Regions from separate parts of the Homo sapiens genome. Here regions 2 and 3 are each linked to region 1. Evidence: chromatin loops called from intact Hi-C (ENCODE). Cell type or tissue: IMR-90. All regions are shown on one strand. Each heading gives the region's core, and the rest is flanking DNA. Links, peaks and the distances in the headings are about the cores only.

Evidence for each region. Peaks named below come from ENCODE experiments on the same cell type or tissue, not always from the same donor. Only the 100,000 strongest peaks of a DNase experiment are listed, where the experiment ranks them.
Region 2: it touches region 1 in a loop (4-fold over the local background); 11 of 110 quality-filtered maps call a loop at or near these places.
Region 3: a loop joins it to region 1, with 6 times the contacts of the local background. A loop is called at or near these places in 7 of 110 quality-filtered maps.

Annotation. Positions count from the first base shown.
Region 1 is chr18:36,753,981-36,759,725 of GRCh38, reverse strand. FHOD3 (formin homology 2 domain containing 3) reads right to left here. Exons shown (of 29, transcript NM_001281740.3): 25 at 4,415-4,607; 26 at 585-608. Among named protein-coding and RNA genes, the nearest start is that of TPGS2, 72 kb to the left of the region's middle. In IMR-90, for the core only: a CTCF peak has its summit at 2,418 (motif pointing right); a DNase peak (open chromatin) is centred at 2,435; H3K27ac peaks cover 893 bases.
Region 2 is chr18:36,569,170-36,574,914 of GRCh38, reverse strand. All of the region lies in intron 5 of FHOD3 (formin homology 2 domain containing 3), which reads right to left. Among named protein-coding and RNA genes, the nearest start is that of TPGS2, 260 kb to the left of the region's middle. In IMR-90, for the core only: a CTCF peak has its summit at 2,482 (motif pointing right); no DNase peak of the experiment used is centred there.
Region 3 is chr18:36,014,873-36,020,617 of GRCh38, reverse strand. The region is part of intron 6 of RPRD1A (regulation of nuclear pre-mRNA domain containing 1A); the gene reads left to right. Among named protein-coding and RNA genes, the nearest start is that of RMP24, 45 kb to the right of the region's middle. In IMR-90, for the core only: a CTCF peak has its summit at 2,754 (motif pointing left); a DNase peak (open chromatin) is centred at 2,747.

The DNA.
Region 1 (5,745 bases), core at 196-5,195:
TTTCCAGGGCCAATTAGCCCCCTTGGTCTCTGGTTCTCGCACCTGCATCCAGGGTCTAGGGAAGAGCCCCTGCCATCTGCCACTGCATGGACGTTGGCCCATGGGAGCCATTAACACCAGCAGAGGAAATGGTCACACATCAGAGGCTGCCTACTGGCTGGGGACAGAGACTCTAGCCTGGCCCTTGGCCACTGCCCCACTTCCTCTTTGATTTCAGGACTCTTCATGTGGTTATTCCAGAATCTAGTTCTCATATTTAAGTTGCCAAAGGAAAATTCTCTGTCCACTTTTCCAGCAGCAGGGAGAGACCTGCTAAACCTGCCACTTGTGACATGGTTACTGATTAGCTGGGCCTCAGGGACAGCTCGGAAAATGCATTTAACCCTTCAGTCCCTGGCAAACGTGGCATGATGAGAGCCCCTGTCAGGTGGTTAGTGATCACACGAAAACCAACCAGAAAAATGTCCATGCATTGTTTAAAGCACTGAATGGTGCTGACACTTCATGCTGATTATGTTAGGTTAGACCAGAGCATACATGAGGTGGTAAAATGTGGCATTCTTCATGTTCATAAATGGTCATACCTCAACTTCCTCCTCCTCATCAGTCTACCCGAGAGGACAGGACAGGACAGGACGGAAAAGACAGAAGGGATTCTTAGAAGGCACAGAAGTCAGCAAAAAGATCATCGCAATGTCACATAAAATTCCAAGTAAATAAACTGGTCACCACAACCAGGATACATCCTCTTGAGTTGGGAGCTGCCAGGCCCCACCCTCTTGTCCTCATCTGGACACTCCTTGTGTGAACTCCAAGATCACCCATGACCAGAGGGACTCACACGGCTCCGGGCCAATCTTCTGGGGCTGTCCCTGAGGTAACAGTCAGCTAACTCGATTCCCTGACCACCACCAACGTCACTCGCAGCTGTGCATCGTGCTGAGAGTGTCCTGCTCTGTGAACCATATGGCTTGGCTGGCCACATCCTTATGAACCCATCACGGCCTGACAGTCATCAAGGCCCCTCTAAGTGGACTGGCTTCCATTTGCTTGGCTCTGCCTGTCAGCTGCCGGCCCTCCCATCCCATCCCGAGCGCAGGATCCCTCCCTGCCCAGGCTGCTGGTTCTGGGCTACCGCTGGTCCTTCCATATGCAGGCCAGCCAGGACAAGTGAGACAACTGCTCCAGCAGCGTGTTCACATTACTCTCTCCTCAGGAGCATGAAATTAATTTATTTTTAACATCTCACCTGTTTCTCATGGGAGCCACCTGAACTGACTCTCCATACTTTTAATTACTTTAGCACTAAACTGCTTTAAGTTACTTTAAATAAAATATCTCTCTTCTAACATAAATTGAGAGTGAAAAGTCATGTCAATCTCTTGATCATAAATTAAACACACTTTCAATTTAGGAGTGTCTGTGAGGTTACAGGGCCAGGCCAGCAAATCAGATTGAAGTGTTTTGAGAATGAACTATGCTTTTGGAAGTTAAAATGACAAACCACTTCCAGTCCGTAACATTCCACGCTGCCTCATCCAAATGGCATTGTGACAAGAGACAACAGTCCTGTTCCATTACTCTCTTTTAAAAAATTCTTACAGTTTATTTATATAACCTGGGATGGCTGGCATTTTTCCAGAAATTCACACATGTTCAAGGTGCTACATATATAAAATATTGGCCCGCTCAACATCCCTAAAAGTAATCATCATTCCCTTTCTATAGAAGAGGAAGCTGGCATTGAGAAGGGTTAAGGGTCTCACCCAGGATTACCACTGCCCTCCAACGTGGGAGGCCTGGGATTGACCAGCCTGGGTTCTCACAGCCCACCTCACGAGTGTGAATGCGGCAGAAAGGCTGTAGGTGCCTCGTGTTGCCTTGTCTATGTCACCATTTGCTCTAGGACCAACTTTGTACACAGGATGAGGAATTAGTTGCTCAGTGATCCTGGCCTGGGAGGACCCCTGGATGATGAAAAGGAAGCCTTCTGAATACCCAGAAACGGGGAGAAGAAGAGGGATAGGCACTCAGGAGCTGGTGCGTGGGGGCTGCAGATTTTACCCTCAGACCTCTCATCTCTAAATGTTACCACTTGCATCCTCATTTTATTCAGCATGTACATTCAAGGTGACTTACTACAAACAGTTTTCTCTAAAATCTCTTCTAGCTCCAACGTTCAGGGGGTCCGTGATTCTAAGTCTACTGTCTGGCTTTGTTTTCAGTGGTTTAAGTTGTGTATATGCCATTTTTAACCAGGTTATGATGTCCTTGGGATATAAGCTTTTCTTTATACTCACATCTTCCTTGGTGTCCCAGGCACTGCTGGATGCACAATGAGCCCTTAATAATTGAGTTGGAAAAACCCAAGGCTGTAGTTTTCCTTAAGGGACAATATCCTAATGTTCCAGCAGAGGGCAATCCTTCTACATGAATGATGCCACTTTGGCCATTAAAAACATGGACTAGGCTGAGAATGAATCCTGACGAAGCCTATCCTGTCCAGATTTTAATGGGAATTTAAATATTTTTGAATCAAACTCTAGAAACATTCACCTCTGTTTATGATTGGGAAAGCCAAATGTTTTAAGAGAAAGAATTTAAAAATTAGTGGGATCTGTAAAAAATCTCAAGAATTTAGCAAGAAATTTTGATGTGTCCACATAACTATAAGCATATTCGGCTTGTATGTGTCTCATAGCCACAAAATAAGCAATCTCTTTTTTTAAACTTTCAAAAATAATACTATGAATAAAATGTGGGCCACAGTTTGCCCAAGTGGATCCAACATGCTTCCTGGGTTGCTGTCTTCCAAGAGGCTGTGGATCCTACTGAACTGAGATTTCAGGAAAGGATACAGAAGACTCTTGGCTGATGGCACTGGAATTCAGAACTGCTTGGGTGCAGGGTAGAGCTGTAGAAAGGGCTCCTTCTGCACAAAAGTGACCTGAGCACTTCCTAAAGGTCCAGAAAATTCCAAGAAAACAAGGAGCTTACACAAAGGTGGATGGTAAGAGAAATGATTATCCCGTGGTTCTTAAAATTATAACAAAATTGCTAAGTTAATGTGTCTGGCCTTCCATGTAAGTCAGACCCTCAGGAATGTGGACTTCTAGAGAGCAGTAACCAAGTGCCCTCTGCTTGGCTGACTACATACACACATGTCTGTGCACATAGGGCGGCTTCAGTGAGGTCTTCCTAATTGGTTTTCTTCCTCCCCCAGCAAAAATCTGCCTAACTAGGGTTCAGTTGAAATGTGTAACTGCCCAGATGATGGCACGCCCTGTGGCTTAATCCTTTCCTCATTCCATTCCCTCTATTGCCAGAAGTCCATGTGCTACTCAAATGCACGCACAGATGGGAGAAATCCATGGGCAACAATCCAAACCATGAAAAAAAATCACACTCTAGAGTCCTTCAACAAGTTCCAAATATGACCTGTCAATATCAAAAAAGATGACTTTATTATCGTTGAGTCTGTTCAAGAAAGAATAAATAGTGACTAAAGGAGGATTCCCAGAAAATTTCAGCCTTTTGCCTGGAACTGACCTTACAGTAATGGATGAGGTAAGTGAGATGCTAGCCTGGTTTTTATGTTTCGTAAAGGCACATTAAGAAAAAGGAACCTGCACTATGTACCTCCGTTGGTCTCTGGCATCGTCATGCATCCCTTTACCCTCCACTTTACTGAGCATCTGTCATCTGAATATCCACTGCCCCCCAAGACCTAGGTAGGCTTGGGGCTGAGACAGGAGAGATGGGGAAAGAGCCCGGGAGCAGGGGAGACATGTAAGTGTGCAGGGGCTCCCCAGGGTGCTATGGGGAAACTCCTACTGGATTCACTGTCCTCTGGGAACTCTTTCCACCCTGATGTCCTGTGATTCAAGGGACTGGCAAGAGCCCATTAGATTGTATCTTGGAGCAATCACATCAGTTTATTCAGATGCCCACAATGGGTGGTCCATGTGTCAACTGATTGGTTACACAGCACCGTTATGATGATTAAAATTCTGAATCAATGCCCCAATCAGTACATTTGTCTTTCTATGATAAGCGGCATTATCTTTTATATTTTACTTGTCTTCATCCAACTTTACCCACATCACAGAGGACAAAAATAGAATCAAACATTTAATGTCATCAGCAACATGCAACACACCAAAATGGGTTCCATGTTCCTCTTCTAGCCACACGTTCTGAACTTTACATCTCCTAGCTCCTTGTTATTTAGCAGATTTTCACAGAAATGGTGGAGGAGTACTTTAAGAGCACTTTTTAAAAGAGATAATTTTTTATAGTCAAAAAAAAAAAAAAAAAAAAAAAAAAAAGCACAGCTTTTAACTGTGGGGAGGATTCCTGACTGATCTTACTTTGAAAACGAATGACATAAGGAGAGGGATTGTGTGAAACTTACATCGGTGATCATCTTCCCTCTGGTCTTATTTCTCTCTCTGTGGTTGGCCCGTTTCTGTTTCTGCTGCAAAACCCTTTCCCTGGTTGTGCGATACTCTAGTGCAAATTCACTAATAATCCTGCAGAATTTGTTTATGTTCACTTCCCGAATTGCATAAGGTGGATGGCCCATAAAGAGTAAAAAGGAGTGGAATCTGCAAGGAAAAAACAGTAATAGCAATGACTTCCGTTTTAAGAAATAAAAATTACTTGTCTAAAATCTCTCAGTAAGAAACCAATGTGAGAACTTAAAATAAATAATAATAATAATAATAATAATAATAATAATAATAATAAAGAAACCAACAAGCCACACTCTCAGTAAGAAGACACTGTCCTTCATTCCTGGGGCTTTGAATTTCAAGAGTCTTCTCAAGTGAAAATGCAAACAGAAGTTCAACTCACTTTCCCACTGATGGAGATTATATCTAGGTGGCAGGACCTCAACAGATTACTTTTTCACTTTGCGTATCTGTGTTTTAACATTTTTCTAAAATGGATATATGTAAAACTTTTGTAAGAAAAATGTTAAAGTGGTATTTTCGAAAAGTATTGCACCATTTCTAGATTATATGACAATTCAATAGGAATAAAGAAATGTTGCTTAGAAATTCTTTGGAATGAACACTTAAAATAGACATGAACATATTATGAATAACATGTTAATTCATAGCTTCTAAGTAGATGCTGTTTTCTGAGTAAATATTTTTAAACATTTCTTGTGATATTATATATAATATTAATTTAATTAGGAAACACCAAAGAAGCAGAAAATAAATTTATTTTAACTACTTAATTTGTAAACAAAAATTATTAAACATTATTTGTTTTAAAATGTTGTAAAAGAAATTACATGAGCAGATAAGTACCCAAATTTTAGTTATTAGGAAATGAGAAAGAACACAGTGGGAGACAGAGGGAAAGCTTTCTGTGGAACAAACAACATTACGCAAATGATACCACTATTTATAGACAAAAAATTTTGATCACTCTAATTTGCACAGCTTGAATATGGATTTTTTAAAATAAGGGACACTGGCTTACTCTTTTTGAGACGAATAATGAAGTAAACATACAACTTGTATTTAAAGTAAAAGGGCCTAAAAAATGCTATCCAAAACTACATGACTCTTAGAAGAAAATAAAGTAGAAATCTTCATGACTTTGGATTAATGTGCTTAGATATGATACCCAAAGCAGAAGTGACCAAAGTAGATAAACTGGACTTCATTAAACTTAAAAACTTTTGTGTTTCAAAGGATATTATCAAGACTAAAAAGACAATCTAAAAGA
Region 2 (5,745 bases), core at 218-5,217, 180 kb after region 1:
GTAATAACTCAAAAAATTTAAAAATTATTTGGACATATCCTTGACACAATAAGCAGTATATTTTGAGAAATAACAGATTCATAGTCTATTTAATGGTAAAACACTAGAGATATTCCTACTAATCAGAAATAATTTTTAAATGATGCTCATTAAACCCATGGATTATTTAACACTGCTATAGAATTTCAGGCAAATTTAATAAGATATGAAAAATGATAAGATACAAAATTGTTGGAAATACATATTGTCATAATTTGCAAGTAAAATTATAGATACAATAAAAAAATTCACAGAATTTATTACAAAGAGATTACAATTATAATCACATTTCTCATCCTAATGAGAAATCTGTATGCAGCATTTGAATGCAGCATATGAAAGTTTGATATAAAATTATACTAGATAAGTGGATCTATGACAACAAATATGTTAAAGAATAATTTCTTTAAATAGTTAATACAAACTAGTAAGACAATATTAAATGCCAATAGAAAAAAGGCATTTTATATGAGAGACAACAAACTTGTTTATAATAGCATGCAAAATTTTTCACTCTCACTATAATAAAACAAATGCAAATTAAAATAATAATAAGGTAGTGTTTTCACTCAAATTGGCAAAGGTATTTTAAAAAGAAATGATTATGTATCAAACACTAGAGAGGTTAAATAACTTCATGCATTGCTGGTGGTAGGGCAAACTGGTAGAAACCTGTAATAAGGCTATCTAGAACTATAATTATTTTGTAAAGTTACCATGTATTTAGCGCTCACTGTGTGCCAAGTTCTCCAGAGGGACTTTATAGGTATTATTAATAGAAAAGCCATATGCAGTGGGTATTTTTACCTCCATTTGGAAGAAGAAAAAACTGAGGCTCTGAGAAGTGAAGGGATGTGACCAAAATCTCCATCACTGCCTAAGTAGCAGAGCCCACTTCCAGCCAGGGTGGGTGAGCACGTATGTGTTTATACTAAGAGCCTCGAAGTCCTCTTCAAGCCCTTTCCCAGTCATCATGATTTGGGAAACCTATTCTAAGGAAATAGCTCTAAGTTTAAACAAAATAAAAAAGGAAGCAAAGGTGTTCACTGAAGCATTATTTAATATACCAAAATAATAACTAAAACACAAATACCTGTCATGGTCCTAGAACTCAGCGTACACAGTCATTTACCAAAGCTATGTCCTAACTTGTAAAATGTTTCTCATAAAATAAGTAAAAAGCAAGTATAAGTAAAAAGCAACATCACATAATTAAATAAAATAAGTAAAAAGCAACATCACATTATTAAACACTCAAATCTTCTTTTAGTTGAGACACGGTCTCACGCTGTCACCCACGTTGGAGCAGTGGTGCCATCATGGCTCACTGCAGCCTTATCCACCCAGGCTCAAATGATCCTCCCATCTCAGCCTCCTGAGTAGCTGGGACCACAGACACATGCCACCACACCAAGCTATTTTTTTTTTTTTTCTGTAGAGATAGGGTCTCCTTCTGCTATCCAGGCTGGTTTCAAACTCCTGGGCTCAAGTGATCCACCAGCCTTGGAATCCCAAAGTGCCTGGATTACAGGCATAAGCCACCGTGCCCAGTTATAACACTCCAATCTTCATGCATACAAAGAAGAAAAGGAAATCCATAAAATATTAACCATTGTGATTGAGTATATATTCTTTGGATGTATTTTTCCTATTTTCCCAGCTTTCTAACATGAGCATCGATTACTTCTGTAATGGAAAAGTAAAATATGTTAAAAAAAAAAAAAAGAACAAAAATAAGACTGAATAATGTGAGGTGTTACATGCTTTTGTTTTTAGAATTTTTTTACTAGTGCATCCTTTCTTACCACCACCACCCCCACCCTCCTGCAGAAAGATGCAGCCCCTACCTCATGGAAGAGCTCCAAGAATTCGGCACATTCTGCCCTATTTTTTCCCATTTCTTCCCTCCTTCCCTTCCCAAACAAACTGGCAAGTCTCCATGGAAGAGGAGTTTGCTCCACTGTCCTTTTCCCATTCTGAGTCCCGCTGCTGAAAAGGCCAATCCTGAGGTACATTTTGGCACCTTCCTTTAAATCAGCTAACCACACAGGGAGAGAGAAGGTAGACTCTTTAGCCTTCTGGAAGGTATATCCACGGGGAAGACTCTCCACAAGGCTGAGAAGCTGGGACTGAAGGCCTCCCCCCAAGAGCTCAGGGCCTCTGGTACTGGCCAAGTGCCCAAGAAGCCAGGACACTATTACAATGGGAGAAGGCAAACTAAGGTTTAAAAGCTGACTTGATCTGTTCCCCGCAACATTCTATTAACTGGATCATACTGGAAGAGGTGCATCACTACAAAGTTCATGTCTAATGGAATTCAAGTGTCCGATCACGCTAATTTTTCATATTTTGGTAATCAAATCTTTCCCACTACATCTTTTTTGTACCTACCCACTACTACTAAAGCAATCCGGCCTGTAAACCGCTCCAGACACGAGATGGCGCTAAATAGATTCATGTGGGTTAATATTGCACTACAAGCAGCAAAAACCCACCAACCTCAAACGTGGGCCTGAGAATAAAACCCACACAGAAGAACAAAACAGATGCCCTGAAAACACACGTCTGGGTCACAGGAGCCATGAAAATTCATGATTTGTGTTTTCAAGAAGAATGTGGAGGCTGAGACTGTCTATCAGAACACAGAGGTAGATGGCACCACAGGTCTAGGAAGAGAGCATTTCCTGTTCTGCCACTCATGGAACTTATTACACTCAAGGTATATTTATTCATCTTTCTGTGCTTCAGTTTCTTCATCTCAAAAATGACACGGCTATACCATACTATCTATTTTGCAGGGGTGTGGTGAGGAATGAGTTAGAACAGTGCCTCCAATGAACAGAAGCACACGCTGAACAACTCTCAAAAACAGAAAACAGGGAGCAAGCTCTCCAGGCTAACCTTACCCAGCTGTGGGTCATGAGAAGTGGTGGGAAAACTCCTTGCCTAACTAGAAGTCACAAAGATTTTCTCTTATGTGTTCTTCTAAAAATATGTAGTTTCTCCTCTTTATATGTAGCTCTATGATCCAATTTGAGATAACTGTTGTACAAAGAAGCATAGATTGAGGTTCATTTTTTTTTCATAGGTCCAACTAATGCCATTTGTTAAAGAGACTGTCCTTTTTCTATTTCATTGCTTTGGCAAATTTGCCAAAAATCAACTGGTTGTGTTTGTACGGGTCTGTTTCTGTCCCATTGGTCTGTCCAACCCTTTGCCAATGCCACACAATCTGGATCACCATAGCTTTAGAGTAAATGTTAAAATCAGGTAGTATGATTCTTCCTATTCGTTCTTCTTTTTCAAAATTGGTTCAGCCATTCTTGTTCTTTTGCCTTTTAATACAAATTCTGGAAGCAGCTTGTCTAAATCAACAACAACAACAAAATCTTTCTGGAAATAATGTTAATCTATAAATTCTAGGAGAACTGACATCTTTACTCTGCTGAATCTTCTAACCTATAAACCTGTTATGTCTATTTATTATACATCTTCGCAGATTGCTTTTATCAGTGTTCTATAGTTTTCAACTATAGATGCAATATATGTTTGTTTGGGATGGTATTTTTTGCCAAAATTATAAGTAGTTCACATTCTTTGGAGCTATTACAAACGGTGTTTTAAAAACCTTTCCATTCCTAATTGTTTATTGTTAGTATATAGAAACAAAATTGAATTTGTATATTGGCCTTATATCCTATAACTTTGTTAAACATTAATTCTAGGAGTGTTTGATTTTTTGTTTTGTTTTTGTAGATTTCCTGGAATTTTGTACATAGACAATAATGCTGTTTGTGAAAAAGAACAATTTTATTTCTTCCTTCCCAATCTATATCCCTCTTCCCATCCCTATTGCACTAGTGAAGACTTTCAGTATAATATTCAATGGGCGTGGTGAGAGTGAACACCCTTGCCTTGTTCCTAATATTAGGGAGAAAGCATTAATAATCCTTTACTATTAATTATGATGTTAGACATATGTTTTTGTAAATTGTCTTTTATCAAGATGAGAAAGTTTCTCCAATTTCTAGTCTGCTAAGAGCTTTTTGTAAATCATGAATGAATGAATTTTGTCAAATGCTTCTTCTACATCAACTGATATGATTGTGTTTTTTCTTCTTCAGATTGTTAATGCAGTAGGTTATACTAACTGAATTTCAAATACTCAATGAGTCTTGCATCCTTTTTGACCATGGCATATTACTCTTTTCATATATTGCTGGATTTGATTTACTAATATTTGTTGAGGATTTTTTGCATCTTTGTTCATAATAAATATTGTTCAGTGTATTTTATGTCTGGTTTTCATACCATGGTAATACTGACCTCATAAAATGAATTGGGAAGTGTTTCCTCCTCTTCTGTTTTCTGGAAGAGATTTTGTAAAATTGGTTTTATTTTATCTTTAAATGTTTGGTGGAATTCACCAGGCAACTGTTTGGGGCTGGAGATATTTTGTTAAGAAGGTTAACTGCAAATTAAATTTCTTTAATAGTTACAGTAATGGGGCTAGTCAGGTTATCATTTCATCTTGGGTGGGTTTTGGTAGTTTGTGGTTTTTAAGGAAATGATCCATTTAAGGAATTGATCCATTTCATCTAATGTATCAATTTTATGTGCTGAGAGTTGTTCATAGTATTCTGTCATAATTCATTGAAGTGAAGTTTAATCCCCTTTCATTCTTAATGTTAGCAATGCATATCTTCTCTTTTTTCATTTGTCATTCTTGTTGGTCAATTTTATTTTTCTTTTCACAGAATCAGCTTTTTGTTTCATTGATTTTCTCTATTTTTTTCTCCGCTTTCAACTTCATCAATTTCTACTTTTATTATTTTCTTCCTTCTACTTATTTGGTTTTATTTTACTTTTCTTACTCTAGTTTCTTAAGGTAGGTGCTTACATTATTATTTCCCTCTTTTCTAATATATGCAGGTAATGCTAGAAATTTCCCTCATGCATTGCTTCAACCACATCCCACAAATCTGATGTGTTGTATTTTCATTTAGTACAAAACGTTTGCTAACTTCCATTGAGAATTCCTCAACACATGGATTATTTAGAAGTGTGTTAATTTCTAAGAGTTTGGACATATTCATGTTCTCCTTCCGTTACTGATTTACAGTTTAATTTTATTCCAGTCAGAAATTACAGTATTTCAATTATTTTAAATTGGTTATGGTTTATTTTGTGACCCATGATATGATTTATATTGGTGAATGTTTTATGCATATTTGAAAGTAATATGTATTCTCTGTAGTTGGGTAGTGTTTTCTAAAGATGTCAATTAGAACTATTTGGTTGATGGTGCCATTCAGTTCCTTCATAGCCTTGCTGATTTTCAGTCTGTCAATTCTATTGATTACCAAAAAAGAAGTATTGAAGTCTCCAACTACAACAGAATTTTTTCTATTTCTTATTTCAGTTCTGTTTTTGCTTTATGAATTTTGAAGCTCTAGTTTTCTGGGTGACCTGATTCTTTTGTCATTATAATGTCTGCTTTGCCTCTAATTATTTTCTTTGCTCTGAAGCCTACTTCTTCTAATAATTAATATAGTCACTTCACCTTCTTTTGATTAGTGTTTGCATGTTTTTTTCTCCTGCATCCTTTTGCTTTTAAACCACCTATAGCATTATAAGTGGGTTTCTTGTAAGCAGCATTTAGTTGGGTCTTGTTTCATTTATTCATTAATGTCTGTCTTTTAATTA
Region 3 (5,745 bases), core at 218-5,217, 740 kb after region 1:
TTTCTATTCTTAACAGAATTTCAGAGAACATCTCTTCAGTTAACTTTTCACTCACATATTGATCCGTTAATAATTCTGATAAATTTCTAAAGATGAAATTGCTGATTCATGTTAAAGACTTGATCCTGTTAACCAGTCTTATTGCCTTCTTTGATGATTTCTGAATATTATCTATAAGCCTTCTGTCCAAGGCCATTCATTTTCTCCAGAGGAAAACACACCAGATTTGCTGGTTAGATAACATAGGACATCTGTTTTTTGAACAGTGCTTTTACCTCTTAGCACTGTGATTTGGGTCCCTAGATGCGCACACTCTTTTGCTGAGCTTCTTATCTTCCATCTTTTAGTTATATGGGATAAGGGTTTTACCAGATTCGTGTAGAGTTTTAGTTGATCCTTCTTGTCAACCTTAAGACTTATCATTACATATTAAGGAGACTGGTACTGCAAAGTCCGGAACATATCCAGAATTCCTCAGGATGAATTACATTACTTTCGGTCATTATTTCCTGTTGCAGCTGTCCTCATCTTCCAACAGGTTCGTCCTTTCCATTCCTTTCCTTCCCCTTCCATTCTTTCAGATGGAGTCTCACTCTCTCACCCAGGCTGGACTGCAGTGGCGTGATCTCAGCTCGCTGCAACCTCTGCCTCCTGGGTTCAAGCAGTTCTCCTGCCTCAGCCTCCTGAGTAGCTGGGATTACAGGTGCGCGCCATCACGGCTGTCTAATTTTTGTGTTTTTAGTAGAGACAGGGTTTTGCCATGTTGGCCAGGCTTGTCTCAAACTCCTGACCTCAGGTGACCCGCTCACCTCGGTCCCCCAGAGTGCTGAGATTACAGGCGTGAGCCACCACACCCGGCCGTCCAACAGGTTCTTGACATTGGTATGCTGTGGTCCACTTTCCTCTGTGCTTGTGGATTTCTGCCTGTGTAAATTGCTTTATTATTTTAGTGACTTATTGGGAGGGAGCAGATAAACATGAGTTTGCTCTATCATATAAATGGAAGACTTTTTATGTCTTAATTAAGTAGAACTGTAACATACATGTTTCATAACTGCTGCCAAACCACCCCTGTCTAAGTGGTTGTCATGTACTACCTGGCTTATAAGATGATCTTCTGCTCCCTCTCATATCTCCCTACATCATTGCAACCATATGGATCTTTTAAGAAATCAGATCCCATCACACTCCTCTTTAGAAACTCATCAATGGGCCAGGCGCGGTGGCTCATGCCTGTAATCCCAGCACTTTGGGAGGCTGAGGCGGGTGGATGACGAGGTCAGGAGATCGAGACCATCCCAGCTAACACGGTGAAACCCCATCTCTACTAAAAATATAAAAAATTAGCCAGGCGTGGTGGTGGGCTCCTGTAGTCCCGGCTGCTCGGGAGACTGAGGCAGGAGAATGGCGTGAACCCGGGAGGTGGAGCTTGCAGTGAGCCAAGATCACGCCACTGCACTCCAGCCTGGGCGACAGAGCGAGACTCTGTCTCCAAAAAAAAAAAAAAAAAAAAAATCAATGGTCCCCATTACACTTTTGGATCTTATTTTGAACTCAGACACCATTTAACCTCATCTTGTATCATCTTGGCTTGCATTTTGTTTTTCAGGTATATCAAGCATGTTCTAAAATCAGAGCTTTTTGCTTTGCTGATTGTTAACAGAGAGGGACTGGAATGCTCTTGCCTCCTGCTCTTTCCTTAGCTGGTTCCTTTTCCACTCAGGTTTATATTCCTATGTCAAGTCTTCAGAGAGTCCTACATCCTTTTCTTTTGGTCCCATCTACTCATTCCTCTGGCCCCCTCTTCCCAACTGTATTACATTGTCATTTTGGTTTTTGTTTTTCTTCCATATTCTTTCTATTAATACTTTATATACTTAGTTTTCATGTGCACCTGCCACTAGGATGTGAGTTTCATGAGATGAACCTTGTTTTGTTTTTCATATTTATTACCATGCCCTCAATGCTTAGAGTAGTTTCTGTCTCCTGGTAGGCACTCAGGTGTTTGTGTTAAGTAAATGAATGCCATTAGAAATGTAACTTGGGGCTGGGAGCGGTGGCTCACGCCTGTAATCCTAGCACTTTGGGAGGCCGAGGCGGGTGGATCACGAGGTCAGGACATCGAGACCATCCTGGCTATCACGGTGAAACCCCGTCTCTACTAAAAATAGAAAAAATTAGTTGGGCGTGGTGGCGGGCGCCTGTAGTCCCAGCCACTCGGGAGTGTGAGGCAGGAGAATGGCGTGAACCCAGGAGGCAGAGCTTGCAGTGAGCCGAGATTGCGCCACTGCACTCCAGCCTGGGCGACAGAGCGAGACTCCTTCTTTAAAAAAAAAAAAAAAAAGTGTAACTTGGAAGAGGTATATATTTAAAATTGGTAACTTACTTGTAGCTAAATCAGAAAAGAATGATACTTTAATAAATAAAAATGATTGAAAGACACTTGAGGATTTTGAATAAAATTATATCCAACATAATTGGTTAAATCATTTTAGCAGAGTCCAGTACTTAAAAAGTCTTAAGTGGGCTGTGTGTTCAAGGCATGCAGTTTGTAGAGCTGCAGTTGAGCATTTTGAACAAAGGAGTAAATTATCGTCTTGAAATTGTAAAATTATTTTACCAGCTTGCATTTTTTCCCCTTCTGTAGGAGAATAACACTAACAATATGTGAGAATAACGTGAATAAGAAATGAACAGTAGTAATCCTTAGCATTGTATAAGTACTGAATTTGTAAAGAGTAATAGTGCCATCTAGTGGAAGAGCGGGAGCTACAGATGAAACCAGAGTCCTTAAGCCAGTGTTCATTCTTTTACGTTAAAGTATGTAACAGAGAGGAATTTACACTCTATTGCCCTTTGTGCCTGTTCACTCATTCATGGAATGGAAATGTAATATCAATACTAATGCTAATTACTGTCAAGAGAGGCATTCATAGAACTCTGATGGTTAAAACAATGATGCATATAGGCAGTTACGCTTTCTTGAGACGAAGTCCTTAATAAACTGCTAACAAAGATTACATTTTGTTGTTACTGTATCAGTTCTTAGAAGTGAGATGAGATTGAAAAGTAGTTTGGAGCCACATTGTGGAGGGCACTTGAATGTCAGGCCCAGTAGAGGTTGATAACAGGCCAAAGGGAAGAAAGGAGTGGTGGTGTTGGCAGTGTCTGAAAATGGTTATAGTTGTTGAGTGGATTAGATTGGAGAGAGATTAGCAGTAGGGAGACCAGATGCAACTTAATTAGAAAAATGTGCTCAGCAGTAAAAGCCTGAACTACAGTGGGTGGTAGCAGTGAAGTGTGTGTGTGTGTGTTTTGAGACAAGGTCTCACTCTGTTACCCAGGTTGGAGCTCAGTGGCACAATCATGACTGACTGCACCCTCGACCTCCCAGGGCTCAGGTGATCAGCCTCCCGAGTAGCTGGGACTACAGGCGAGTGCCACGACTCCCGACTAATTTTTGTGCTTTTTGTAGAGACAGTGTTTCACCGTGTTGCCCAGGCTGGTCTCGAACTGCTGGGCTCAGGTAGGTGATCCACCTGCCCTCGCCTCCCAGAGTGTTGGGATTACAGGTGTGAGCCACTGCACCTGGCAGTTTTTTTTTTTATTGCAAAAGTAGTACATGCTTATCATAGTTGAAAAACCATTGATAAGCACATGCAGATACCATCCAAAATTTTTATCACCCATTGAATACCTTTTGGCAAGATTTAGAAGGATAGAATCAGACTGTACATGTCATTTTATATAGTGTCTTTTTGCACATTTACTATAAAAATTTTCATGTGATTATAAATCTCATTTAATAGCTAAATTACATTGTTCTATGGAAGTAGTATTTGTTTAGCCAGCTAACTGTTTAGCGTTTATATTTCTTCCAGTTCCTTGCTATTGAAGAACAGTGCTTTAAATCACCTTTTGGCATTTATGTTACTTCCAGTTTGATACTGAAAACATTGCTCTGAATCACCCTTCAACTAAGTTTTGGCTTATCTGTGATAGTCTTCTCATAAATTCCTAGAAGTAAAATAATTTAAAAAAAGCAAAAGGAGATATGGTTTTCATGCTTGAGTTAGTTACAGTTTTAACAAAACAGGCCGGGCGCGGTGGCTCATGCCTGTAATCCCAGCACTATGGGAAGCCGAGGCGGGCGGATCATCTGAGGTCAGGAGTTCAAGACCAGCCTGACCAACATGGAGAAACCCTGTTTCTACTAAAAATACAAAAATTAGCTGGGTGTAGTGGCAGGCAACTGTAATCCTAGCTGCTCGGGAGGCTAAGACAGGAGAATCGCTTGAACCCAGTAGGTGGAGGTTGCGGTGAGCCAAGATTGTGCCATTGCACTCCAGCCTGGGCAACGAGAGTGAAACTCTGCCTCAAAAAAAAGAAAAAAGAAAAGATATTCTTTGTAATGACATGGGGTTGTGGAAATGGGAACTCTTAACATATTGTTGATGTAAATTCATTTGGTCCACTCTGTGGAGGACAGTTTGGTAATAAGTATCAGAAGCATTTATTTTACATAGTTTTTTTCTCTTTGCCTTTTATCAGATTACTTAAATGTATGTAGTGATTGAAAGTAACTAGTAGACCAAATTCTGGGTGCACAGGGATGGTATAGTTTTATTTTACTGTTTTAAAAAACTTCAGGTAAAATACACATAAAATTTGCCATATTAAGCATTTTTAAATGTATATAGGTCACTAGTGTTAACTATATTCACATGATTTTGCACCTTATTTCTAGAACTCTTCATATTGCAGAACTGAAACTCTGTACCTACCCATTCAACAATTTCTCATTTCCGCCTTCACCCAGCCACCAATTTTTCTTTCAGTCTCTGAATTTGGCTATTCCGGATACCTTATATAAGGGAAAGCATACAGTATTCTCTTTTTGTGACTGGCTTATTTCTTTAGCATAATGCCCTCTAGGTTCATCCAATTTGTAGTACATGTCAGAATTTCCTTCCTTTTTAAGGCCGAATAGTAATCCATTGAATGTATACACTGCATGTTTTCATTTGTCCATGGCTGTATACTTGGGTTGCTTCCACCTCTTGGCTATTGTGAATAATGCTGCTATGGACTGTTGGTGTACAAATAATATCTTTGAGGCCGGGCATGGTGGCTCACGCCTGTAATCCCAGTACTTTGTGGGTGGATTATTTTATGTCGGGAGTTTGAGACCAGCCTGGCCAACATGGTGAAACCCTGCTTCTACTAAAAATACAAAAATTAGCCGGACGTGGTGGCTGGCACCTGTAGTCCCAGCTATTTGAGAGGCTGAGGCAGGAGAATCACTTGAACCCGGGAGGCTGAGGTTGCAGTGAGCGGAGATCACGCCACTGCACTCTAGCCTGGGCGACAGAGTGGGACTCTGTCTCAAAAAAAAAAAAAAAAAGTATGTGAATGTGTGTGTGTGTGTGTGTGTGTGTGTGTGTATATATGTGTATATATGTGTGTGTGTGTGTGTGTGTGTGTGTATGTGAGACCCTACTTTCAACTTGTTGGGGGCATTTACTGAGAGGTTGAATTGCTAGATTATACATTAATTCTATTTTCAAATTTTCTTGAGAACTGACATACTGGTTTCCATAGTGCTACAACATTTTGCATTCCCACCAACAGAGCACGAGGGTTCCATTTTCTCCACATCCTCACCAACATTTGGTGTTTTCTGTCTTTGTTGATAGTAGCTATCCTAATGTATATTAGGTAGTATCTCATTGTGGTTTTGATTTG